Regions from separate parts of the Mus musculus genome. Here regions 2, 3, 4, 5 and 6 are each linked to region 1. The links are chromatin loops, found by intact Hi-C in ENCODE. Cell type or tissue: left cerebral cortex. All regions are shown on one strand. Region 1 holds the start of Mettl17 (methyltransferase like 17). Region 2 has its middle 2.4 kb from the start of Zfp219. Region 3 holds the start of Rab2b (RAB2B, member RAS oncogene family). Region 4 holds the start of Hnrnpc (heterogeneous nuclear ribonucleoprotein C). Region 5 overlaps Zfp219 (zinc finger protein 219). Region 6 overlaps Sall2 (spalt like transcription factor 2).

Region 1 (4,000 bases):
AACTGTGCGGCGTCAGCCAGTGCTTGCGGCAGCTGGACGTGCGGAAGATGCAGGATGCCGGGATGCTTTCGATGGGGCTTCTTCCCCAGGAAATCCGACCCGTTGTCTACCTGGGACACACCGGGCACAAGGGCGGCGTATGCCTGCAGACAGCGAAAGAAACAGAATGGTTGCAGGTGCTTGCTGCCCGAGGCATCGCCGAGGTCGCTCCTCCTCCGAGAGATGTCTCTGGAAACCCAGTTCTCCGCCAGCAGAGGAAGATGCACTTACTCGGGACTGGGGTCCTCGAAGGCTGCGGCAGGATCTGCAGAACAGCAGCAGAAATCTCGGTGTCCTGGCGGTGGCCATGGCTTCAGGACACACCGGAAACGGAAGTACACATGCCTGTAACCCTCAGCCCAAGCAGCTAAGAGCATCTTCCGTGGAACTTCGACCCGGACGGTATCAACTAATGAGAAGAGGGAGTATTTGCTAACAGCCAATAAGCGACCTTATGTACCTTATGTACGTCTCTGCGAAGAAGGCCGTTCGTGGGAGGGGCTTAGCCTTCAGAAGGGGCGTGGTCTCAATGCTGAGCGTGGCTGCGGGCGAGACCAACCCGGCTTGGGCGTGTTTTGTGATGGGGAGGGATCAGTCTCACGGGTTAGGGGGGGCTAGTGGGGTAGGAGGGAGAGGGGTTGGGGGAGTAGGGAGATGGGGGCGGCGTGGAGGGGGAAGCAGTCTCACTGGGGTGGGGAGATAGAAGGGGACGTGGGGGGGTGGTAGGGAGTGGGACTTGGGAGGACAGAGGCGGGGGCAGGGCTGGGCGGGGGTGGGGGCAGGAGTGGGGCTGAGAGTGGGGTAGGCAGGTGAAAAGGAAAGTGTGGACTTTCTTTGTTTTCATTTGGTGCTGTAGAATTCTGAACCGTGGCTAGTTTCCCTTTGTGAGACGGGACAAGACCATAACAAAAATCAGATTTAGGCAGTCAACGATGAGCGCTAATAACTATTACAGTTTGCAAATTAATAAATATAAAAATTAGCTTACTTTTTTTTCACATTTGTTGTCTGCGAGTTTGCTCCAGGTTTTCTATCAAGAGCTTCCCACGTAGCACACCGAATTCCCGCCATCTTATTTCCACAAACATCTGTTGCTAACTTAATTTTTCACGTGGTTAATTTACCCAAGTTCATGAACTTAATAGGTGATAGCTGAATTAAGTGCTAGGGAGTCGAAAGTCAGAGTTACATTTTTAAACAATGCACCGTACTGGGTATTGTTGGTCCTTGAAATGCAAATGGAGAATTTTAAGCTAAATGTTCGAAGGGTTAATCAGTGTGTGTGTGGGGAAACAACAACAACAACAACAAAACCCCCCAAAACCTGGGGCTGGAGAGATGGCTCAGCGGTTAAGAGCACTGATTGCTCTTCTAGAGGTTCTGAGTTTAAATCCTAGCAATCACATGGTGGCTCACAACCATCTGTAAGGGGATTTGATGCCCTCTTCTGGCCTGTGGATGTATATGCAGCAGAGCACTCATACATCTTTAAAAAAAAAAAAAAAAAAGACTCATGGACCTGTAAATTCTTGGGTCCCGGCAGCAGTACTTTACCCAGCTGTGGTTTCCTCTTTAGCCTCTTGGGGGCAGAAGTTAGCTGACAGGACGAAGAGTACTCTATAGTCTTCAGTCCAATTAGAAAAGTTACAGGACCATATATGGGTATCTGTGTGAGCTGGATTCTTAGATGCTTGGTTTGTCTTATGTGGGTAGTAGAGGTTTGATTTTATCCAATGACTCTCTGGAGACTCGAGGGAGTGTGTATGTACGACAGCTGTGGAAAAGGTGTTACCTACTGCAGTCTTTTGAAAGTTTGCTTCGCCCTCCCCCCTTCCTCCCCCTCCCCTCCCACTCCCGCGCGCGCGCGCACAGACACAGACACACACACACACACACACACACACACACACACACACACACACACACACACACACACACACACACACACACACATAGAGCCCTGGTTGGCTGGCCTGGAACTCAATATGTAGATCCACCAACCTCTGTCACTCAAGTGGTTAGTTTGAAGGCCTGTGCCACCAATGCCCAGCCTATACTTTGCAGTTGTTATACTTTATTATTATTTTTCATGTTAAATTACTGGCTTGTGCTGAAACAATAAAATATCTCTGCCACTTACAGATCTGCCCTGATAGATTGATTGGGTTGATGTTGTTGTTGTTTTTGTGGGCAGGTGTCAGAGTATAGGATATGTATAACCTTCTAGGGTCTGGCATTTGGTGGTCAGTTGATTCTGGAGCAGTGACAGTTGATGCCTTTAAAGCCTTGTTATAATGATTAAATGTGATAATGTCTGGATCAAAGTAAACCGACAAACTTATGTTACTATTTTTATATGTACTTTGGCAATTCGAAGAGACATGACTTTATATTTAAATTGTTATACTTCATCCATATCATTTAAAAAAAGCCAGACATGAAAGAACAACAGTTTGGATGCCACATGAGACTGAACGCTGAGGAATGGGACGAAATCAGAGACTTGATGGTGTCTGTGAAGGACATTCCTTTGTTCCCTGTCAAACTGATAATAGAGACGTGCCTTCCTTTTTTCCTGCTAATGGCCTAATAGACATCCTTCCTTTTCATTGGGAATGTAACATCTCAAGAGCTGACGGTGGTGGTTTGAATGAGACGGAGCCTCACAGGTGGTTTGAATTCCTTGATCCCAGTTGGTGGAACTTTGGGAAGGATTGGGAGGTGTGGCTTTGTTGTAAGAAGTGTGTCACTAGGGGTGGGCTTTGAGGTTTCAGAACTCTGGACTCATTCTCACTGTGCTTCCTGCCTTCTGCTTGCAGTTCCAGATGTGAGCTCTCAGCTGTTCCTGATACACTGCTGCTCCAAAAGCATTGCCTCTAATCATTTGGAATCACTGGCCCCCAATTAAACATTTTCTCTTATAAATTGCTAGTCATGGCGATTTACCACAGCAACAGAACAGTAACTAATACACTGATTTAGACCTATTTTTTTTTTTTTGAGACAGAATTTTACAACGTATCCCATGTTGGCTTTCAACTCACAGTCATGCCTCTGTCTCTGGGGTTCTGGGGTTCTAGGCAATGCTGCCGTGGTCTATTTTGTTTTTGATTGTTTTGAGACTTTACTATGTGATGCTGTAGATGTTTAAAAATCTCAAATTGGAGATTTTGGTCATTTAGTTCCCAGATAAAAGACGCTCAACCTTTATATTTATTATAAATTAATAAGCCTTAATCAGCACGAGAGCTGGGCAGACATCTACTCTCTCTGCTAGAATCTACTTCCCCATCAATAACCCGAATTATAACTTGTCATGTTTCATCTGGGCAGCTCTTAGTTCCAACTGGCCAGCCCTCATGGCTATGTTTTCATGATTCACCAACCTCATTGCATTTTCTCCTCTTAGACCCTCTTGGTTCTCTTCCATCCCCAAGCTTGGGAACCAAAAGCCCTATCTCTCTTCTGTCCAGCTAATAGGCTGTTGGCATCTTTATTTAACCAATAGTTTTAAATTAAAGAGCAAGGTCACATTTTATGTGTGGATCGTCTTGTCCCTGGGGGCAACCAGGTCTTGGATGCCAGTATTCAGCGTTACAATACGTAGCAAAAGACCAAACCTCAACAATGTAGGTCTGGCTGGTCTGGAACTTGGTATGTAGACCAGGCTGGCCTCGAACTTACAGAGATCCATGTGCCTCTGGCTCTCACGTACTAGAGTTAAGGGTATGAGCTCTCATGCCTGGTATTGTCACTCTGTTCTTAGTTCCAAGTTTTGTTTAGCATAACTAAATACAATGAAACCCTGCATTGTCCTCCTCCTTCTCATGCATCAGGATGTCCATCAGACATAGGCTTTCCAGATTGCACTGGACAGTTAGTATTGACATGCTGGAGACTGATCACTTTCTGCTCTTGTGCTCAGCGTGGGTGGAGCGATAGATACATTGCTCAGCAGGCC
Region 2 (4,000 bases), 140 kb before region 1:
TAGGTCTCCTGTTGGTCTCTTAAATACAAGAATCTTGACAATGTTCACATCTTCCTTATGTCCATCTAGGGCATTGCATTTCAAGGCAGGGAGGAGTGATTTTGATCCTTTGGGGGCTAGCCAGCAAAGTTTGGAAAACATATCTGGTTGTCATAGTAGTAGGGAGGTCAAGTAGATATTGGTCAGTAATGAAGGGCAGGACAGAGCAGTCTTCCACAACAAAAACTGGTATGATCCAAATACCAAAAATGTCAAAATGAGTGTGGTCGGTTGAATAGGTCTGGCACCCATAGATACATGTGTGTGAAGGCTCAGGCATAGGAAGTGGCACTATTTGGAGGTGCTCCCTTATTGGAGGAGGTGTAACCTTGTTAGAGGAAGTTTGTCACTGTGGATGTGGGGCTTTGTGGTCTTAAATGCTCAAGCTATGCCCAGTGTGAAATACAAAAATCTAGTCTCCTTCTGCTGCCTTCAGATCCAGATGTAGAACTCTCAGCTCTTTCTCCAGTACCATGTTTATCTGGATGCTGCCATGCTTCCCACCATGATGATAATGGATTAAACCTCTGCATCCACAAACCAGCCCCAATTACATGTTTTCTTTTATAAAAGTTGTCTTGGTTATGATGTTTCTTCACAGCAATGAAACCCTAACGAATGAGAAGAAACTCTGTTTTTGGAATACCAGTCATCTTACATTATAGTCTTGCCTGGGCTCAGTCATTCAGATTAGAGAGCATGGGTGTATCAACTAAAAATTATCGAACTGGAGAGATGACTCAGCAGCTAAGAGCAGTTGTTGCTCTCTCAGAGGAGCTGGCTTCAGTTCTATTCCCACAATCATCCACATAGCAGTTCACAAACATCCATAATTCCAGTTCCAAGGGATCTGAAGGATTCTTCTGACCTCAGGCACCAGGCACACATACATACTCACAGGCAAAACAGTCACATAAAATAAATTTTAAAATGAAAAAAAATATCACCTATAATATACATGTATTGATGTACATATGTATTATATATGTATATACTACAAGAGGCTGGAGAGGTTAAAAGTACTTGCTGTTCTTACAGAAGATCTGAGACAGACAGGTGGATTTCTGTGAGTTTGAGGCCAGCTTGACCTATATACAGACTTCTAGGTCAGCCAGTATTACACAGTAGGACCACATCTTGAAAAAAACAACTCACTACATGTGATGATGCACACTTGTAATTCCAGCACTCAGGAGACAGAGACGGGATGATCACTGTAAACTTGAGGATAACCTGGTCTTCAGATTAAGTTTTGGGCCAGCCACTGGCTTTTTAAACTACAGATGTTATACGAATATTGTGATAACGAAAAATAGCACCAACCAAAAATGCTTTCCCACCTTCAGAAACAATCACCCTGCAGTCCAGTTTAGGGCAGTCTCCTAGTCCTTGGAGACCTTAATCACGCGTTTGCAGACCCCTTTGTATTAACTGGCACTACGGACCACACCACTGCCATCCTGCTCAGTGCATCAACTGGATATGGAATCTGCAGTAGTTGGGCCAGTCCAGATAGAGGTCATGGTATAGAGCAACAGTAAGCAGGCCTTAGACAAGAAAATGGCACCAGACACTACACGGCAGGCCCATGGCGTCCAGACACCACACGGATTATCTCTCACTAAGATGAGGAGAATCGTACTTCTAGGCGAATTAACTAGGCCAAGCAGGCAGGTCCACCTCCCGTTGTTGCTGGGCTCCAGGCCAGGAATGTATAACAGACTGGAGGCCTAGTGGAGTCTGATGCCTCCTGTACCGCCCTCCGTCCAGGTCAGGTTTCCCGGATGTTCAATGACGCATGCGATGGGGGGCGGGGTTGGGGAAGTCTGGTGAGACTTCACAAAGTGGAGAGGAGATTCTTTGCTCTAACCAAGCTACTTTCTAGTGCCATTTCTAGAAGGAAGACTTTTGTGATACCTCAACCCGGACAAGAGGCCACGAGGTGGCAGCAGAGGACTCAGCCTGAAACTTAAACCCCCGAGCCAAAAAAGCAGGTCGAGAAACGGAAGAGAACTCACTTGGGAGATATCGTCAGTTGTAGTCAAAGTCAGAATAAATGACTGAATTTCAAAGAAACGAGAGTAATATTCATCAGAATGGGGTTTCCCCGCCCCAACTCTCACAGGCTTAAGTTGCAAAGGAAGTCGTCCAACTTGAACTGTCTCTTCTAAGAGAATAGAAGGGGTCGTGACCTTTAAAAAGTGACGTCAGCAGGAGCCTTGTCACAATCTCTTTTTGTTAAGTTCTAATTGAAATAAAATGGGTGACCTCCATAGAGGCTGCCAGATCGGTGCAGAATGGGTCAGATGGCGTGGTCACTAGGAGCATGGTAGCCATGCAGAATTCTAGAGTAGCCAGGGACTCTGGCCCAGTCAGGGTGGCGAGGGTAGTCATGAGAAACAGAGAAGACTCCCTTTTGGCTTGTAGCATGCAAAAGGTAACAGACAGAGGAGGAGCCTGAAGCAATCTCCTGATTTATATGCTAATGTACCTGCCTTTCCACATTCCCTTACCAACCCCACTCCCAGCTGACCATCAAAACTCTCTTCCAGTATTGCAAAATATCCCCCCCCACCCCCACCCCCCCGCAGGCAAACTGACCTTTTCCTGGAAAGCAATGTCTAGAGGGGTAGTTTCATGTTTAACCCCTCCAACACAGGTGTGTTTCACCAGAGCTACAGAAACCGCACTGTACATCCCAACCCCCCAATTCTTCTAGTTGTTTTCTGGTTTTTCAAAACAATTGAGTTTTCCTGTGTAGCCCCAGAGGTCCTAGAGTTAGCTCTGTAGACCAGGCTGGCCTTGAACTCAGAGTGATCCTCCTGCCTCTGCCTTCTGAGAGCCAGGATTCAACCCAAATTTTTGCCATCTATTTGCATAATGCAGAACTTGACACTTCAGTCTACTGAACTATAGGCTGAATCTGACCCTTGAATTAAAAAAAACATTTTTTTTATTATTAATACTTAAAATAAGAGTGTTCTAAATTTCTGACTTCTATTCAAATCCGGAAACCATGGCACTACCGGAGCCAGAGCTGCCCACGGCAGTAGCTGGTGGAGTTGAGGACAGACATCCATTTAGCAGTGTGTACTGCTGAGTTCCCAGCAGTTCTCACTTCACAGGCAATCTAGTTCACTCACTTACACCATTATCTGCCTTCTTAGACAATTTATTTTCCACCTCTCAAGGGCCTCATCATTTTAGAGGTCTTGTGCATGACTCTATTTTCGCCATATGATTCAGTAAGATAAGCAGAAGAAGCATGGTGTAATGGCCATGCAAATGAAGTGTAGTTCAGACAGATCTTATGCGCTCAAGCAACAGAGCCAGAATCTAGGTCTCCTGACGCCTGGTCTTGTTTTTCTCCCACTAAGAATTTCACACGGAAGCTCACTGAACTAAACAAGGAGAAATAGGCATGGTTGCTAGTAGACAAATCCCAACTGCGGAGCCATTCAAGCTTCACCACAAATTTCCAACCTTTTCCTTAAATTGTTTGCTCCCCCTCATATTCTATAGTATCTTCCCCAGGAAACTGAGTGAGGCTTTACGACTTAATTTGGCCAACCAATTGTGATGGAAGTTAACATGTATCCATTTGGCGAGCAGCACTGCAGAATTCATAAACAATTCTTCACACTTAGTTCACGATGTAGTGGGGGAGGCAAACTTATGGTGACACAGTAGGGTCTTCATACAGTAAGGCTCAGTCAAGCATGGTGAGTGGCACGTGCCTTTAACTCCAGCACTTACAGGCATGTGGATCAAGGTCTACATGGCAAGTTCCAGGCAGGCAAAGATACATGTGAGACCCTGCCTTTTAGAAAAGAAAAGAAAAGAAAAGAAAAGAAAAGAAAAGAAAAGAAAAGGAAAGAAAAGAAAAGGAAAAAAAATTGAGCCTCCAGCATCTTAGGATCTTAATAATTTACAATGAACAAAGGCCCTTGTCGGTTATTCT
Region 3 (4,000 bases), 400 kb before region 1:
AGAAAGAAAGAAAGAAAGAAAGAAAGAGAGAGAGAGAGAGAGAGAGAGAGAAAGAAAGAAAGAAAGAAAGAAAGAAAGAAAGAAGAGAGAGAGAGAGAAAGAGAGAAAGAAAGAGAGAAAGAAAGAAAGAAAGAAAGAAAGAAGAGAGAGAGAGAGAGAGAGAGAGAGAGAGAAAGAAAGAAAGAAAGAAAGAAAGAGGAAAAGAAAAAGGAAAGAAAAGAAAAAAAAACACCAAAAAACCAAACCAAACCAAACCAAAACAAAAAACAAAAAGCAAAAGCAACTAGCAATCACTCACTGTCAATCATCTCTCAACCATAACAATGTTCCCACAGGATAAACCGACACAACAGCAATGGATAACTACTTTTGGTGCAAACAACCGTGCAAATGAATTCACAGCACTTTGGGAGGTAGTATATAATCCTCAAAAGATGGACCAAGGCTCAAGTTCTCAAAAAAAAAATGGTAAAATTTCATACACTGCAGCTTTGACTTTCGCTTGCTCAAATAAGTTTTATGCTTTCTAATAGGAAAATCTGTCAACCAAAAGTTTTCCTGAATATCTTACAGCAGTGGCTCTCAACGTTCCTAATGCTGCATGGACCCTTTATTATGGTTCCTCATATTATGGTGACCCCCAACCATAAAATTATTTTCGCTGCTATTTCACAAATATAAGTTTGCTACTGTTATGAATCACAAAGTATCTGTTTTCCTATGGTCTTAGGTGACCCTTGTGGAAGGTCTTAGAACATCCAACAACCATTACTTCTACTTCACGCCATCTTTAAAAACCAAACCAAACCAAACCAAACCAAACCCTGTTATTATAGTCATTTGACAACTGGAATCCAAAGGTGACATAGTCAGTCTGTGATCACTGGGAAACAGGTGCACTCTACCCCCTTCTATGTTCTCTGGCAGCTATTTCTTTCCCTCTGTCGTTCTTTAGCCAAGCAAACAGATGCCACATCAGTAGGATGAACCACTTTTATCAGAAAAGACATTTCAAATAAAAGAGCCCCCTATAGAATTCAAGAAATAACAACTGTCCGAAGTTATTCCCTGCTGGATAAACAACTTTCTTTATCTCGATTTCTTTACTGAAAAAATTTTTTTTCTTTCTTGCTGTCTCCCAAGATTGTTAGTTATTTCACCCCCAACCAAAGAACAATTCCTTTCGTTCTTCCTATTCAGAACAGAAACTCCTCAAACAAGCCGTCTCTTCAACATCCTGGTTTCCTCATGACAGCCGCTTTCGGTTCTCCCCCACCCCCACCCCCTCCACAGTCCTTAGAGGAGCTCGAAGCCTCGGCCACTGTCCCCTCCAGCTCCCGCCAGCCCCCGCGCTCACCCCCACCGTCCTTCCCTAACCGCTGCCTAGGCCCTCCGGCGCCCCAGCATCAGCAGCTTTTGCTCACCTCGGCTCCTGACAGGAAAGGGTGCGAGGGCCCAGTGATCGTCAGGTAATTGTCATTTCCTCCGGGAAACTGTAAACCAAAAGAAAGCCGCGGTGGGTGAGTGAGCGGAGCAGTGGCGTGCTGAGACCCCAGCCCTCCCGAGCCCCCCTGGCTCCTCGCTGCCCTGCATTCCCGCTTCCGCTTCCCCTAGTCGGCCGCGAACCCTCATCAGCCCTCAAAGACTCGGCACCCACCTCCATCTTCACAGCACCACTACCAGCGACTCAGCGTCTCCGCGTCCGCATCGCTCCCACCGCCCCCACTAGGTTCCGAGCGCGTCACTTCCTCAAGGAGAAAGCGTCGCTCTCCGATGATTGGACCGAGTCAGGGACGCAACCAGTCTCGATCCCAGCTGCCCGAAGGGTCGCTGTCGCCCCCTGGAGCTTGGTGGGATAATGGCATGTAGAAGAGCACTGGGTGGCCCTAGAGGCGGCGTCCGGTACAGCCGATCCAGCGAAGATTTCTGGGGGAGAGCAATAGAGACGCAGCTTGAGCTAGAAGGGCTGGAGCGGAGGCAAATAAGGAGACCCGTAGATTGAGTGGCTAGAGAGGTCGGAGGTAAGTGGCTGTAGAAATCGGGAGGACCCGGAACACAGACGCCTCGGGACCATGACTTACGCTTATCTCTTCAAGTACATCATCATCGGAGACACAGGTAACCCGCCGACGGACCGCCTTCGGAGTTGGGGCGGGGATCCTACCTCCAAAATCGGCTTGGGGGCGGGGCGGGGTGAGCGGAGTTGCGCGGAGGGGGCGGGGCGAGCCCCGGGGGCGGGGCTCTGCCCCTGCCTTAGACCCTGTTCCCTGTCTGGGAGCCAGCGGCTTCCCGGGTGACGTGCGTCTAGTGAACACCGTTCTTTCGCAGGTGTGGGGAAGTCATGTCTCCTCCTTCAGTTTACCGACAAGCGGTTCCAGCCCGTGCACGACCTCACAATAGGTAAGCTATCCCCTCGTTCCAGAACAGCTAAAAGCTAGCTGCCAGAACTGCTAAAGGAGAAAGTTACAGTCTCAGTATTCTAAATAAAAAGTTACTTCTCGGCCGGGCGTGGTAGCTCGCGCCTTTAATCCCAGCACTCGGGAGGCAGGTGGATTTCAGAGTTCGAGGCCAGCCTGGTCTACAAAGTGAGTTCCAGGACATCCAGGGCTACACAGAGAAACCCTGTCTTGAAAAACCAAAAAAAGTTACTTCTCGCTACCTTGGTCTGAAATCATGGTATATGAAAAATGATAAAAGCTGGTAAGTGGAGGATAAATGATTGAAAGGTAACTTTAGAGATGGATGTAAGATACTAGTTGCCGTAGGATTTTTTTTTCTTCCAATGCAACTTGTATGTTTATGGAAAAATCCCACGGAAACATGACTGCTTATTAAACATCTCATCTGTATTTTGTTATTAACTACCAGCTTCACATGTTTTTCAACATAAACACCAACATAGGATTCTTTTAAGTCTGGAGAGGTAAAAGCCAATGTACGGACATTGCAGTTCTTCCTGCACAGACACCTCCTCTAATCTCTTCACCTTCTCTTCTTTTAGGAGCAAATAGCCTCAGATTCATTATATAACCCACACTGGACACAAACTCCCAGAGATCCTCCTGCATTAGACTCTCCCCCCCCCACCCCCTCGGGACAGGGTTTCTCTCTGTGTGGCCCTGGCTGTCCTGGAACTCACTCTGTAGGACAGGCTGGCTTCAAAAATCAGAAATCCGCCTGCCTCTGCCTCCCAAGTGCTGGGATTAAAGGCGTGCGCCACCACTCCCAGCCTCACGGACTTTCGTAATAAGTTTGTTTTTGCGCCGAGACTGGCTTTAAGCTTCCTGGGTAACCTGACCATGATTTTGACTTGATCGTCCTAAATGCTGGGATTAGATATGCACCACTATACTCAGCCTGTTTTTTAGTTTCTTACTCATTGAAATTACATTCTTATTGTTCTGAGAGAAAAAAAAAGTTGACAGTGATTTTTTTTTTCCAAAAAAATATCTTTTTGATTTTTGTTGAGGTAATAGGTATTCAGAACAGGTATTTCATATAGCACCTTAAAGTAAAAATATTTATATAGAGTATGAATTCCTCATGCTATGTACAAAATACTATTTTGAAAATAGAAAAGGGGATGAATTGTCTGCTTATGATGCAGTGGGGTTTTTGTTTTTTTGAAATATTGTCCTTGAAAGAGATGAATTTTGCCTAGAAATAGAAAAGTGTCAAAAGCTCTATCAGTTCGTCAGTTTCCATACTGCTTTAAGAGAGGCTATTACCAATGTACTCTGGAAATTATTGGTGATTGAAGGTATTTTGTCCTTGAAGACCTGTTCCTTAGGCAGCTTCTTTAATTGCCAATGAAAACAGTTTTAGAATTGCAGTTTAAGAAGTGCTGCTTCATACACAGAACTAGTCAGTACTCTGAGACACTGTCGCGAAATGCTATCAATGGGCTGGAGAGCTGACTCAGCAGTTAAGAGCACCGACTGCTCTCCCAAGAACAAGGGTTCAATTCCCAGCACCCATCATCCTCTGTCACTCAAGTTCC
Region 4 (4,000 bases), 220 kb before region 1:
CTGGCTGTCCTGGAACTCACTCTGTAGACCAGACTGGCCTGTAACTCAGAAATCCGCCTGCCTCTGCCTCCCAAGTGCTGGGATTAAAGGCGTGTGCCACCATGCCCGGCTGTAAATCATTTTTAAGAAAGATTTATTATTATAAACTAGTATGCTGTAGCAGGGCGTTTGATCTCATTACAGATGGCTGTGAGCCACCATGTGGTTGCTGGGACTTGAACTGAGGACCTACAGAAGAGCAGTCAGTGCTTTTACCGGCCAAACCATCTCACCAGCCCATAAATCATTTGTTTACACACCCATCTTCCCTCCTTTGTATTTCTGGAACCTGATGGCCTAAAGCTAGTCTTGTTCTTCCTTTCCTTCATGTCATTTTCCCCAAGTCTCTTAGAATCTGCCCAGTCTTGAAACACAGCCCACGGGAAAGACACAGTCACCGCCTGTGTCAGAGTCAGGAGGATCACTGTGAGTTGGATGCCAGCCCGGTCTACTTATAGACTGCATAGTGCAACCCTGCCAAATAAATAGCATAAAAACAAAGCGAACTTCCTGCTTGCTAGTCCGGTTTGGATTCAGGCGCACCTCCCCCACCAAAGCAAACTACTTTACAGAACTGCTTCGCCTCGGTTTAGGAGCTCCGTCGGAGATTATTGCTTGTTTGTTTCTAACACCAGGGAAGTAAAAACACAAGGATCCTGGAGTTCAATGGCCAGCAAGCCTAACCAAATCTTAACTGGGTTCCCTTTTCATGCAGGCAGGCGGTTGTGTACTCCTTTAATCCCAGCCATAGGAGACAGAGACAGTTGGATCTCTGTGAGTTGGAGGCCAGTCTTGGCTATAGAGCAAGTTCCAAAACAGTCAGGGCTACCCAGAGAAACCCTGTCTTGGAAAAGCAATAAACAACGGTAACAAAGCTCATCCCAAGAAGGGCTCAGTGGCACACTGGAATTCTGAACACCCAGTGTAGTCACCAGCTGCCTAATAAAGAATTTGTCCTGGCTTAAACTCATGTTTGAACAGTCTTGTCGTCTGACTCTCTGACAGCTTTGGCTAGCTTGGATAAGGCTGGTCTTGAACTCAAAGATCTGCCTGCCCCTTTCTCCAATGCTGGGATTAAAGACCTGGGCCACTACACCTAGCTTTGTGTTTTGCTTTAATAAAAATGCTAATAATGATGATAATAGATTTAGGGCCACTGGGATGGCTCAGTGGGTAGAGGTTCCTGCAGCCAAACCTGCTGACCCTAGTTCAATCCTTAGGACTCACTTGTAAAGGGTGAACCAATCAGCGCAGGTTTTCTTTTGTTTACTAGTGTACCTTCCAAAATAAACAATTAAATGTAAACTAGGAGCTGGGCACGGTGGCTCAAAGCTTTGATCCCAGTACTTAAGAGGCAGTCAGATCTCTAATTTAAGGTCAGCCTACAAAGTGAGTTCCGGGACAGTCAGGAGGGCTACACAGAGAAACCCAGTCTGGGAAAAGAAGAGAAAAGAAAAGAGAAGAGAAAAATAAGCCGGGTGCAGTGGCACACGTCTTTAATCCTAGCACTCAGGAGGTAGAGGCAGGTGGATTTCTGAGTTCGAGGCCAGCCTGGTCTACAAAGTGAGTTCCAGGACAGCCAAGGCCACAGAGAGAAACCCCGTCTCGTCTCAGGGGGAAGAGAGAGAGAGAGAGAGAGAGAGAGAGAGAGAGAGAGAGGGAGAGAGAGAGAGAGAGAGGGAGAGAGAGAGAGAGAGAGAGAGAGAGAGAGAGAGAGAGAGAGAGAGAGAGAGAGAGAGAGAGAGAAATAGAAGCTTTCCCTAACAGCAACACACAGATCTCCACTCTTTCTCTATTTGTCTCTTACTTTGTTGTACTGGGGATTGGACTAAGGACCTTGGGTGTGTTAAGCAAGCTCCCGATCACTGAGTCTTGTTTAATTTGTAAAAAGAGTCCTGTGTATGATGTGTGTGCCTGGTGCCCAGAGGCCAGAGGAGGGTGTTGGAACCTCCAGGAACTGGAGTTATACGATGAGCCCTTTTGTGGGTGCTGTAAATTGAACCTCTGTCTTTTGGAAGAGCAGCAGTTGTTGTTAACTGCTAAGCCATCTTTCTGGCTCCCCAATTATCTGTCTGTCTGTCTGTCTGTCAATCTACCTACCTACTTATATTTATTGTTTTTTCAAGATAGAGTTTCACTCTATAGCTCTAGCTGTCCTGAAACTTGACCAGGCTGGCTTGCACTTGAAACACTACCTAGCCCAAACTTTTCTTTTTAAAAATAAGATGTAAAATTGGGAACACATAAACTCGTTGGACTGGTTTACATAAAATAAATCTTTTGAAAATGACAAAGGCTAGGCAGGAGAGATGGCTCAGAGGTTAAGAGGACTGACTGCTCTTCCAAAGGTCCTGATCGTAACCACATGGTGGCTCACAACCATCTGTAGTGGGATCGGATGCCCTCTTCTGGTGTGTCTGAAGACAGCTACAGTGTACTCATATAAAAACAGTAAATAAATCTTTTTCTTAAAAAAAAAAAAAAAAGAAAAAAAAGGAAAGAAAGAAAAAGGCAAAGGTTTAAAGATCTAAAGATTAAAAAAAATCAGGAAATTTTTCTGGGATACAATCTCCTTTTCTCCGTAAGCTATATATACATTTCAGTGTATTTAATGTTCCTACAGTATAACCAGAGCTTTAGTGGCAGACCAAACCTGAGGGGATTAAGTAGTCTATTCTAGAAAGTGGGAAATTGAGGTGGCTGGCCATTGGGTTTGCAGACTGTGTGGCGACTTGGGACAAGGAAGCGGGTTTATAGGAGGTCGGGTAATTGCTCCTGCAGGAGAGAACTACAGAACCCAGTTGGTTTGGAGGGGGAGCTGTTCACTGAGAAGGCCATGTCCTCCCAACAGCTTATAGAATCTGGCAGAAAGAAGGGATCTGAATTTGATAATAACTGCAGAGCTAGTAGACGGCCTAGAGATAACTCTCCTCCCTTCTCAGAAGCTTGTTTGCGTTTCCCTTTTCCTAGGCCTGGGGCTAGGGCAGGCCGTTTGCACCCGCTACCAGACTCCACCCAGGCTCTCCCACCCCCGCGCCGCGGAAATGCGGTGATCTGGCCGGACCTGGGAGCTCTCAGAAGCACTGATAGGACGATGCGGCCGTCAGTCAGATCCGCCGGATACCCGGATGAGAAGCTGTGCGCGATACAAAGGCGAAAATTCCACCCAGCTTTCCGTCTGGTACATTGACCAATAACCATCCGTCAGTCACTAAGTGGCATGAAGCTGAACCAATTACTAACTAGCCTCTGTTACGCATGTGGAAATTCTCGCAATTAGCCCAACCCACCTCGGATTATGATTGGACGGAATTGTGAGGAGCGGTAGCGCTCGCTAATTAGGAGCGGGAGCGAGAAAAGTCACAGCCAATAGGAACGCCTCCAGGAACGAGGCGGGGGCTGGACTTTCGCCTCGGCGGCAGAGGAGCTCGGGGGCCATTTTGTGAGGAGACGGAGAGCGAACGGTCGTGTGGTTCTTCGCTGTTGTAGCTCCGGCGTCTCGGCGTAGACTCGCAGTAGGAGAGGCGGTCTCTTCTCTCTCTCCTTCCTTTTGGTAAGCGAAGGGGGCGAGTGCAGGGGAGGCCCTGGGCTGCTGGGCCCCGCCAGCGTGTGTAAGGGGGAAACCGGCCTCGCGGCAGAAGCCGAGGCCGCGTTTGTTCCCGTGCGGTGGGGACTTGGGTCTCATGCGGGAGGCAACAGGGCCTCGGCCTTGGCGCGGAGTCAACCTAGTGACCTCCAGGCCACGGTGCGTACGAAAATACCCTGTCTGCGCGCTCGGGTTTAACGGCTACTTTGATTTTCTTTGCCCATCAGGGATTCCAAGGGGGGACCAAGAAAGCGAAGAACGAAATGCTTGTTGATGTAATTGTCGGGGATATCTTACGGATTCCGTTATCACTTCCGAAGATAGACGCTGGGTGGGGGTAGGGGAGCGATAACATGGTGGTGTCGGACTGGAAGC
Region 5 (4,000 bases), 130 kb before region 1:
AGGAAGACCAGAAGACTGGGTGCCGGCAGAAGCTAGGAGGAGGAACCTGGAGGGCTTCTGGCTGGCTGGCCCTGGTCTGAGAGGAGCTAGTACCATTTGGATAACAGGAGTATGGCTAGCCCTCCACATTTGTTTATCCAGGGGCACAGCCCAACGCGAGTGGAAGAGGGGTATACTATGATGGCCTCCCACATTGTGTGTGTGTGTGTGTGTGTGTGTGTGTGTGTGTGGTGGCGGCGGCGGTTCTGGACTAGGTGTTTAAAACATCATTTGGGGGAGGAAGTCTGTATTTATCATACAAGTTGGCAGATGAAGGGATGCAAGTTTTGAGGACAGCAAATAAGAAGGCTGGAATACCCCAAGATCACAATAGGAAGAAGGGATGGGTTTCAAGGATACAGGCTGCTAAGTGGGGTGACTCTACTGCCAAAAGCCAGGGCTCATCTTTCCTCCAATCGCTCTGTCTTGTTTTAGCACCTCCGCACCTGTTGCCTTCATTAGCAGCTTTTCTTCTTCCTCCTTCCAATCCTCAGAACCAAAGAATGTGAAGGGGGTCCATGGAGGTGAGTGAAGTTCTGTCCTTGACCTGCAAAGTGCCTTCAGCGGGACACCCTCTCCTGCCTCCTTTTTTGTTTCTTTGTTTTTTAAACTTCGTATTATAGTAGCATACGTTATTAACTTGGCCCCGGTGTCCAACTTCCACTCATCCCACAGTTTCTGGAGGTGAGAGGTATCAAGGTACCTAGGTTAGGTCCCAATCTCCCAACCTCCATACACACTCTTCTTACTGTTCTTCGTGCCTTTGCATTTTTCTACATTCTACAGGGTGGTCTTTTCCACCCTGTCCTCTACGTGCATCTTTCCCCACAGGGCTCACGTCCCCGCATCCTGGTCGGCCACCTAGAGCCTTCCCCACCAGCCTTCGACGGCGAGCTGGATCTGCAGCGCTACTCCAACGGACCAGGTGTCAGTGGGACTCCAGGACCCGGCTCGCCTGGGATGGGAGCAGTGGGTTGGTCTGAGACTCGTGCAGGCGAACGGCGCTTCCCTTGTCCTGTGTGCGGAAAGCGCTTCCGATTCAATTCCATCTTGGCTTTGCACCTGAGAGCCCACCCGGGCGCCCAAGCCTTCCAGTGCCCACATTGCGGCCACCGCGCAGCGCAGCGGGCTCTGCTGCGCTCACACCTCCGAACGCACCAGCCGGAGCGTCCACGCAGCCCTGCTGCACGGCTGTTGCTGGAGTTGGAGGAACGCGCCCTGCTTCGCGAAGCCCGACTCGGGAGAGCCAGAAGCTCAGGCGGCATGCAGTCCAGCCCTGCCGCAGAGGGCCTGGCTCGCCCTCAGGTCCCTTCCTCATCTGCCTTCCGTTGCCCTTTCTGCAAAGGCAAGTTTCGCACCTCAGCGGAGCGGGAACGCCACCTGCATATCCTGCACAGGCCCTGGAAGTGCAGCTTGTGCAGTTTTGGCTCCAGCCAGGAGGAGGAGTTGCTGCACCACAGTCTGACGGCCCACGGGGCTTCCGAGCGCCCCCTGGCGGCTACATCTACGCCTGAACCCCCGCCTCCACCCCAGCAAGAACCCAGATCTGCCCTTGAGCCTGAGCCTGAGCCTGAACCTAGGCCAGAGCCTGACCGGGAGGCAAACCCTGCCCCAACTCCTGCACCTCCGGAGGAGCCCCCTGCGCCACCTGAATTCCGTTGCCAGGTGTGCGGCCAGAGCTTTACACAGTCCTGGTTTCTCAAGGGTCACATGCGCAAGCACAAGGCCTCCTTTGATCATGCGTGCCCCGTATGTGGTCGCTGCTTCAAGGAGCCCTGGTTCCTTAAGAACCACATGAAGGTGCACACCAGCAAGCTGGGTCCTTTGCGTGCTCCAGGCCCTGGCTCTGCACCTGCCAGGGCCCCTCAGCCTCCCGACCTGAGCCTACTGGCATATGAGCCACTGGGCCCTGCACTCCTCCTGGCCCCAGCACCCGCTCCGGCTGAGCGCCGAGAGCCCCCAAGCCTCTTAGGCTACCTGAGTGTACGAGCTGGGGAAGTACGACCCAATGGTGAGGGTGCTGACCCTGGAGGTGGCCGAAGCTATGGAGGGTTCCGCCCACTGCCTTCAGCTCTTCCCAACCGGGCTCGGCGACACCGTACAGAGGAACCAGAAGAGGAAGAAGAAGTGGTGGAGGCTGAAGAGGAGAGCTGGGCCCGAGGCAGGTCGCTGGGCTCTCTGACTTCCCTGCACCCCAACCCAGGTGAGGGGTCAGGACAGCCTGCACCTGCCGCGGGGACCCAGGCGAGATCCACGGCCACCCAAGGTATGTACACACTATTTTCTTGGGGGGTTGTGGCATTTGGTCCTCGAAACTTTGTCCCACACGCCTTTTCAGAAGACTTGCTTCGATTTCTCCTGGGCTTCTGTCCCCGTACTCCCTCTTTCTTTCTTTCTTTCTTTCTTTCTTTCTTTCTTTCTTTCTTTCTTTCTTTCTTTCTTTCTTTCTTTCTTTCTTTCTTCCTTCCTTCCTTCCTTCCTTCCTTCCTTCCTTCCTTTCTTTCTTTCTTTCTTTCTTTCTTTCTTTCTTTCTTTCTTTCTTTCTTTCTTTCTTTCTTTCTTTCTTTCTCCTGGGCTTCTGTCCCCGTACTCCCTTTTTCTTTCTTTCTTTCTTTCTTTCTTTCTTTCTTTCTTTCTTTCTTTCTTTCTTTCTTTCTTTCTTTCTTTCTTTCTTTCTTTTTTTTTTTTTTTTTTGAGACAGGGTTTCTCTGTGTAGCCCTGGCTGTCCTGGAACTCACTCTGTAGACCAGGCTGGCCTTGAACTCAGAAATTCACCTGCCTCTGCCTCCCAAGTGCTGTGATTAAAGGTGTGCGCCACCACGCCCGGCTCCCTTTTTCTTACTGGAAGTTTTGTGGTTTCCTAAGGGTATTAACTCTTTAACAAATCTATGTTCCCCCAAACCTCTTTCCTTTTGAGCCCAAAGGGATGGTGGGTATAATGGGTACCTGATTGGGACAAGGCAGCGAGACCCTATATCTTCCTTTTAACGTGTTGCAGAAGAAAACGGGCTGCTGGTTGGAGGGACACGATCTGAAGCGGGCCGTGGGGCCACTGGCAAGGACTGCCCCTTCTGTGGAAAATCTTTCCGCTCGGCGCATCACTTAAAAGTGCATCTCCGTGTGCACACAGGTGAGGGAGGCTTTCTGCATAGGGGAGGGTCTAGGAGGAAGAAAGGTAAGAGCAGCCAGAAGGCTGGAGGTTCTGCTGGCCACCCTTCAGGTTGGAAAGATCATCTAAATCACCTCGCGGGGAGTCAGCGTTTGCTCCTTGGGATGAAGTTTGTAAATTGAGCAAAATACATGTGGGTGTGCGAGTGGTAGTGATCCCGTGACCTACTCTTCCCAGGTGAGCGTCCCTACAAGTGTCCACACTGCGACTATGCAGGTACCCAGTCGGGCTCGCTCAAGTATCACCTTCAGCGTCACCACCGAGAGCAGAGGAGCAGTGCGGGTCCTGGGCCTCCCCCAGAACCCCCGCCACCTTCCCAGCGGGGCTCACTGCAGCCGCAGTCAGGAGCCAAGCCAACTCAGGCCTCAGCCACCTGGGTAGAGGGCACTGCAAGTACCCGGCCTCCTTCGAGCAGCACCGGACCAGGGTCCCGTAGGAAGCCTGCTAGCCCTGGGAGGACCCTGCGAAACGGGCGAGGTGGTGAAGCCGAACCCCTGGACCTGTCCCTACGGGCGGGCCCGGGAGGTGAGGCCGGGGCAGGGGGTGCCCTTCACCGCTGCCTCTTCTGCCCCTTTGCCACTGGAGCTCCTGAGCTCATGGCCTTGCATCTGCAAGTACACCATAGCCGTCGTGCTCGGGGCCGCCGGCAGCCCCGAGCCGACACGTCTCCAACCTATGTCCGGGCACCATCAGGAGAGACCCCTCCCAGTCCTCCACTAGAAGAGGAGGGCAGCCCAGGGCTGTCTAGATCCGGAGAGGCAGGTCTTGGGGGGCAAGAACGGTAGGGAGCCC
Region 6 (4,000 bases), 430 kb before region 1:
CCCATTCCCTCGAAAAGATGACCCCACCATGCCATGAGCCTGCTTTCTGTACCTGGTCCTCTATGACTCAGAGAGCAGAAACCTGAGAGCTTCATAGAGGAACCTCCAAGATTTACTCACCCTCCTCTTGTCCTTTCTCAAGTCCTGACATGATGTTTCTAGTGGCTTCTTCTCTAGTCCCTGAGCTTGACAATTGCCTTTGAAAGAGAATGTCCCCTTAAGAAATTTTTATCACCTTTTTGTTCTGTGTAACTAAGGGAAACAAATTCCCTATAGCTTTTACATTCTCAAGGGGGAGCTCTCTCCTCTTCTCCCTTTCCCTTTGGCAGGTATACTAGAACCCCCATCCTTGGAGTGGCAGCCTTGGTCCAAGGGGCTGGCAACTGTCCATGGAAGGCCCAGCGTTACTCCTTGGTGATCTTGACCACCCTGCAAGACTTTCTAGGGCCGGGACCTTCTTGAGAAGCTTGTAAGGGGTGGTAGGTTTCTTTCTGCAACCACTACCCAGTTTTCCACTGAGCCCTGGAGTTCTGGACCTACCTGCATTGCCACTCGGGCCCTAGTACCATCATTGCTGTGAAAGCCCAGGAACTGTGTTTCACAAGGTGACTCCAGTGACATGATCCAGAGAGGCAGAGAACATAGCCTCCGGAAGTTGAGGCTGTGCCCAACAAGCACACCGGAAGAAAGAAGAAACTATAACTTCTTTCTCCTTCCCCCCTGCTCCAGAGAGTGCTGGCAATAAAGATATTCTAGCAATTGGTGACTCACCCTAGAAGGTAGGGACAAGTGAAGGACTGGGATCCTTTTTGCAGTATGTTCCTTGACTCGCCACATGGAGGCAAAGATAGTGGCTGGTCAAGATGCCAGGACTACTCCAGCTTCCCATCATGTCCGCTCAACCAACAAGCAGGTTTCCTACCAAGAGGTCTCTCGTGTGATAGTTTAGGGAGTATGAAGTTTCTAACTCTAAAGAATCCTGTTGGTGAGGATGATTATTTAAGCAATGATGGGGAGTTGAGGGTTGTTGCTAAAACAGGCATTGCTGGGAATCTATTTGATGAAGAACAGGACTTGATGTAAGGGGACTCGATGTTCAGCTCTTGTGAGTATGAACGTTTTCTTTGAGCTAATGGTGATGTGGTATGCAGAGGTACCAGGGGCCATGGGGGTGTGTGTGCTTCCTGTCACTAGAATGTTTTTAGTTTTAGATGACTCCCTATTTTATTCCCTCACCCCTTGTATTTCCCTTGCTGTCTTCTCAAAACCCCTTTCCTCCCCCAGTTTTGCCTGACCATGGGCCAGAGCTTATGTCTTATTTTTTTTCTAGAAGTTGAGAGACAGAGCTTCAAGTGGTTTCCCCCCGTCTCTGTCTTGTAGTGAGATGTAGTATTTACTCTTAACATAGGATCCTGTGGAACAGGTGTTCTGAGAAGACTGAATTTTGCTGTTAGCTGTTGTCAATGATGATTCTCTAAAGTAGTGGGCTCCAGAGCTCCCTAACACAGTGAAATGTGTAAGAGCCGAGAGGGGAGATACTAGAATTTTTTCCTTCATCATTAAAGGTGTTTTGGCCAAGTTTTTTGTGTGTTTCTCCTTATTTTATGACTAAATAGCCAGATGGGGTGTGATGTTGGCATTCCCGAATTCAGAGATTCTCTTCCCACCCTTTTCTCCTGCCAAAGCTGAACATATGGTGTAAAAATACTTAACTTCCTCAGTCAGCCTCATTCCCAAACAACCTCCAATGGATGTCATTTCACTGGGGGGGGGGGGGGAGGTTTTTAAAAACAGATTCTGTTTTTCAAAAGATATTTGCCCAGTGTACAGGCAATGTCTAGGTTTTCCTTTAGGAATTTTTTTTTAACCACTTCCTACCAAAACACAACTGTTGTGTGTGTGTTGTTTTGTTTGAGTTTGGAGGCTGCTCATCAGTCTTTCCCAGACCTCAAGCAGCCTACTGACAACAGTGGATCTGTAGATCAAGATAATAGTACTTTATGATGTTTGAGATCCAACATTGTAATCAGAGATGGAAAAAAGGTTCTACCAGTAAAGCAAGATCTGGCTATTAAGCATGCAGACAAAGGGCTGGAGAGATGGCTCAGCAGTTAAGAGCCCTGGCTCACTGGCTGCTCTTCCAGAAGACCCAGGTTCAATTCCCAGTACCCAAGTAGTGAGTCATAACTATCTGCTACCTCCATTTCCAGGAGATATGATGCCCTCTTCTGGCTTCTGTGGGTATCACGCACATGCGTCATACAAGTACACATTCAAGCAGACACAAACATACGAAATAAAATAACTTTTTTTTTTTTTTTTTTTTTTGGTTTTTCGAGACAGGGTTTCTCTGTGTAGTCCTGGCTGTCCTGGAACTCACACTGTAGACCAGGCTGGCCTCGAACTCAGAAATCCGCCTGCCTCTGCCTCTCGAGTGCTGGGATTAAAGGTGTGCACCACCACGCCCGGCTACGAAATAAAATAACTTTTAAAGACAATAATGCAAGCTGGGTGATGGTGGTACACATCTTTAATTCCAGCACTGGGAAGGCACAGGCAGGTGGATCTCTTCTGAGATTGAGGCTAGCCTGGTCTACAAGTAGTAGTTCCAGGATAGCCAGAGCTATGTAGAAAAACATCTTCTTGAAAAATAATAATATAAATTAGTAATAGTGTGAAGAAAAGAGCTAGGGGTGTAGCTCTTGGTAGATTATTTTCTTAGTATGCACGAAAGAAGTCTAAGTTATGCTCAGTGATGTAGTGAATCAGAGATCAGCTTGGGATACATGAGAACCTCTGTGTGCATGTGCATGTGTGTGAAGAGAGAGTGGCAGGGTCTCTTTAGGTAGGTCTTACTGGCCTCAAACTCACAAAAATTCACCTGCCTCTCCCTCCCAAGTGCTGGTTCAAAGCCTTGAGCCACAATGGCCAGCAGAGAAACTTGTCTTTTTTTTTTTTTTTCAATTGTATGTGCATTGATATTGATGTTTTGCCTGAATGTATATCTATGTAGGTCCTGGCGTTACATACAGTTGCAAGCCATTATGTGAGTGCTGGGAATTGAATCCAGATCCTTTGGAAGAGCAGTCAGTACTCTTAACTGCTGAGCCACCTCCAGTGTCAAGAACTGTATCTCTAAAATTATATATACATATATGTGTGTGTGAGGTGGTATTTAATAAATAATTTCCTTTTTTGTTTTGTTTCAAAACAGGGTTTCTTTTTGTAGCCCTGGCTGTCCTGGAACTACAGGCTTGCCCCAAACTCAGATCCCCCCAAGCTCTGGGGTTGAAGGTGTGCGCCACCACCACCCAGCATTTTCCCCCTTTATAAGATCATCACATCACTAAACCATCATGCTAAAAGAACATAACTGGCTTTAAAAGATAAAAGCACGCTCTTGAAGCTCTCACCTTCCTTACTCTCGTCTCTAGCCCTCCTCTCCCCACCCCACCCCCAATGCGGCCATGGATGGCCTCCCTCTTTCTACCTTCTTTTCCCTACCTCCCTACAATAAAGCTCTAAAACCATAAAGAAAGAAAAAAAAAAGATAAAAGCACAATGTCTCAAGCTCAGATTCAGACAGGCACAGTGGCTCACCTACAGCACTGGGAAACAGGCAGGAGGGTCAAGAATCTAAAGTTATCCTTGGCTGTATATGGAGTTGATGACCAACCTGGACATACATACGAGACAACTCAAAAAGAAATTAAGTAACAACAACAACAACAAAAACCCAGGTCCAGTTGGGTGGGGTGATAGAGGATTGCATTCCTGGTATGCAGGAGTGGGAGTCGCAGGAATGGAAGGCTAGCCTTGGACCACATACACTCTATAAAAGAACTAGATCCTGAGACTCCAGTCTTTGGTGGTGAGGTGCTGTTCTGCTACTTCTGACAGGAGGCTCCCAGAAAGACAGAGGTGAGTAAGTGTATTCTTTACTCTGCTAAGAAAACAGAGCTATCTGATTCTAGATGTTCCTATCAGAGGAGTGCAGGAG

Evidence for each region. Hi-C counts contacts between places; a loop is a spot of excess contacts. Peaks named below come from ENCODE experiments on the same cell type or tissue, not always from the same donor. Only the 100,000 strongest peaks of a DNase experiment are listed, where the experiment ranks them.
Region 2: it touches region 1 in a loop (3.0-fold over the local background); 6 of 42 quality-filtered maps call a loop at or near these places.
Region 3: it touches region 1 in a loop (2.9-fold over the local background); 2 of 42 quality-filtered maps call a loop at or near these places.
Region 4: a loop joins it to region 1, with 2.9 times the contacts of the local background. A loop is called at or near these places in 3 of 42 quality-filtered maps.
Region 5: it touches region 1 in a loop (2.8-fold over the local background); 8 of 42 quality-filtered maps call a loop at or near these places.
Region 6: a loop joins it to region 1, with 3 times the contacts of the local background. A loop is called at or near these places in 10 of 42 quality-filtered maps.

Annotation. Positions count from the first base shown.
Region 1 is chr14:51,881,294-51,885,293 of GRCm38, reverse strand. It overlaps Mettl17 (methyltransferase like 17), which reads right to left and starts at 452. Exons shown (of 14, transcript NM_001029990.1): 1 at 271-452; 2 at 1-143. The coding sequence starts at 348. In left cerebral cortex, CTCF peaks have their summits at 358 and 1,578 (motif pointing right); DNase peaks (open chromatin) are centred at 458, 1,021 and 1,533; H3K4me3 peaks cover 1,454 bases; H3K27ac peaks cover 481 bases.
Region 2 is chr14:52,021,105-52,025,104 of GRCm38, reverse strand. It overlaps a transcript of Zfp219 not described here. Among named protein-coding and RNA genes, the nearest start is that of Zfp219, 2.4 kb to the right of the region's middle. In left cerebral cortex, a CTCF peak has its summit at 1,980 (motif pointing right); DNase peaks (open chromatin) are centred at 1,954, 2,258, 3,403, 3,703 and 1 more place; H3K4me3 peaks cover 842 bases; H3K27ac peaks cover 848 bases.
Region 3 is chr14:52,277,314-52,281,313 of GRCm38, reverse strand. It overlaps Rab2b (RAB2B, member RAS oncogene family), which reads left to right and starts at 1,919. Exons shown (of 8, transcript NM_172601.3): 1 at 1,919-2,118; 2 at 2,329-2,400. The coding sequence starts at 2,073. It overlaps Tox4 (TOX high mobility group box family member 4), which reads right to left and starts at 2,168. Exons shown (of 10, transcript NM_023434.3): 1 at 2,082-2,168; 2 at 1,658-1,926; 3 at 1,425-1,493. The coding sequence starts at 1,663. In left cerebral cortex, a CTCF peak has its summit at 1,857 (motif pointing left); a DNase peak (open chromatin) is centred at 1,846; H3K4me3 peaks cover 2,175 bases; H3K27ac peaks cover 1,155 bases.
Region 4 is chr14:52,103,481-52,107,480 of GRCm38, reverse strand. Hnrnpc (heterogeneous nuclear ribonucleoprotein C) reads left to right here and starts at 3,460. Exons shown (of 9, transcript NM_001170981.2): 1 at 3,460-3,592. It also overlaps a transcript of Rpgrip1 not described here. In left cerebral cortex, a CTCF peak has its summit at 2,426 (motif pointing left); DNase peaks (open chromatin) are centred at 494, 2,365, 3,224 and 3,900; H3K4me3 peaks cover 1,145 bases; H3K27ac peaks cover 1,690 bases.
Region 5 is chr14:52,006,533-52,010,532 of GRCm38, reverse strand. Zfp219 (zinc finger protein 219) reads left to right here. Exons shown (of 5, transcript NM_027248.2): 2 at 475-563; 3 at 871-2,305; 4 at 3,038-3,169; 5 at 3,386-4,000. The coding sequence starts at 558. The coding sequence ends at 3,993. Among named protein-coding and RNA genes, the nearest start is that of Tmem253, 8.3 kb to the left of the region's middle. In left cerebral cortex, a CTCF peak has its summit at 1,513 (motif pointing left); a DNase peak (open chromatin) is centred at 1,485; H3K4me3 peaks cover 376 bases; H3K27ac peaks cover 958 bases.
Region 6 is chr14:52,308,759-52,312,758 of GRCm38, reverse strand. It overlaps Sall2 (spalt like transcription factor 2), which reads left to right. Exons shown (of 2, transcript NM_001244916.1): 2 at 1-1,582. The coding sequence ends at 37. Among named protein-coding and RNA genes, the nearest start is that of Sall2, 5.6 kb to the left of the region's middle. In left cerebral cortex, CTCF peaks have their summits at 827 and 2,232 (motif pointing left); DNase peaks (open chromatin) are centred at 829 and 1,636.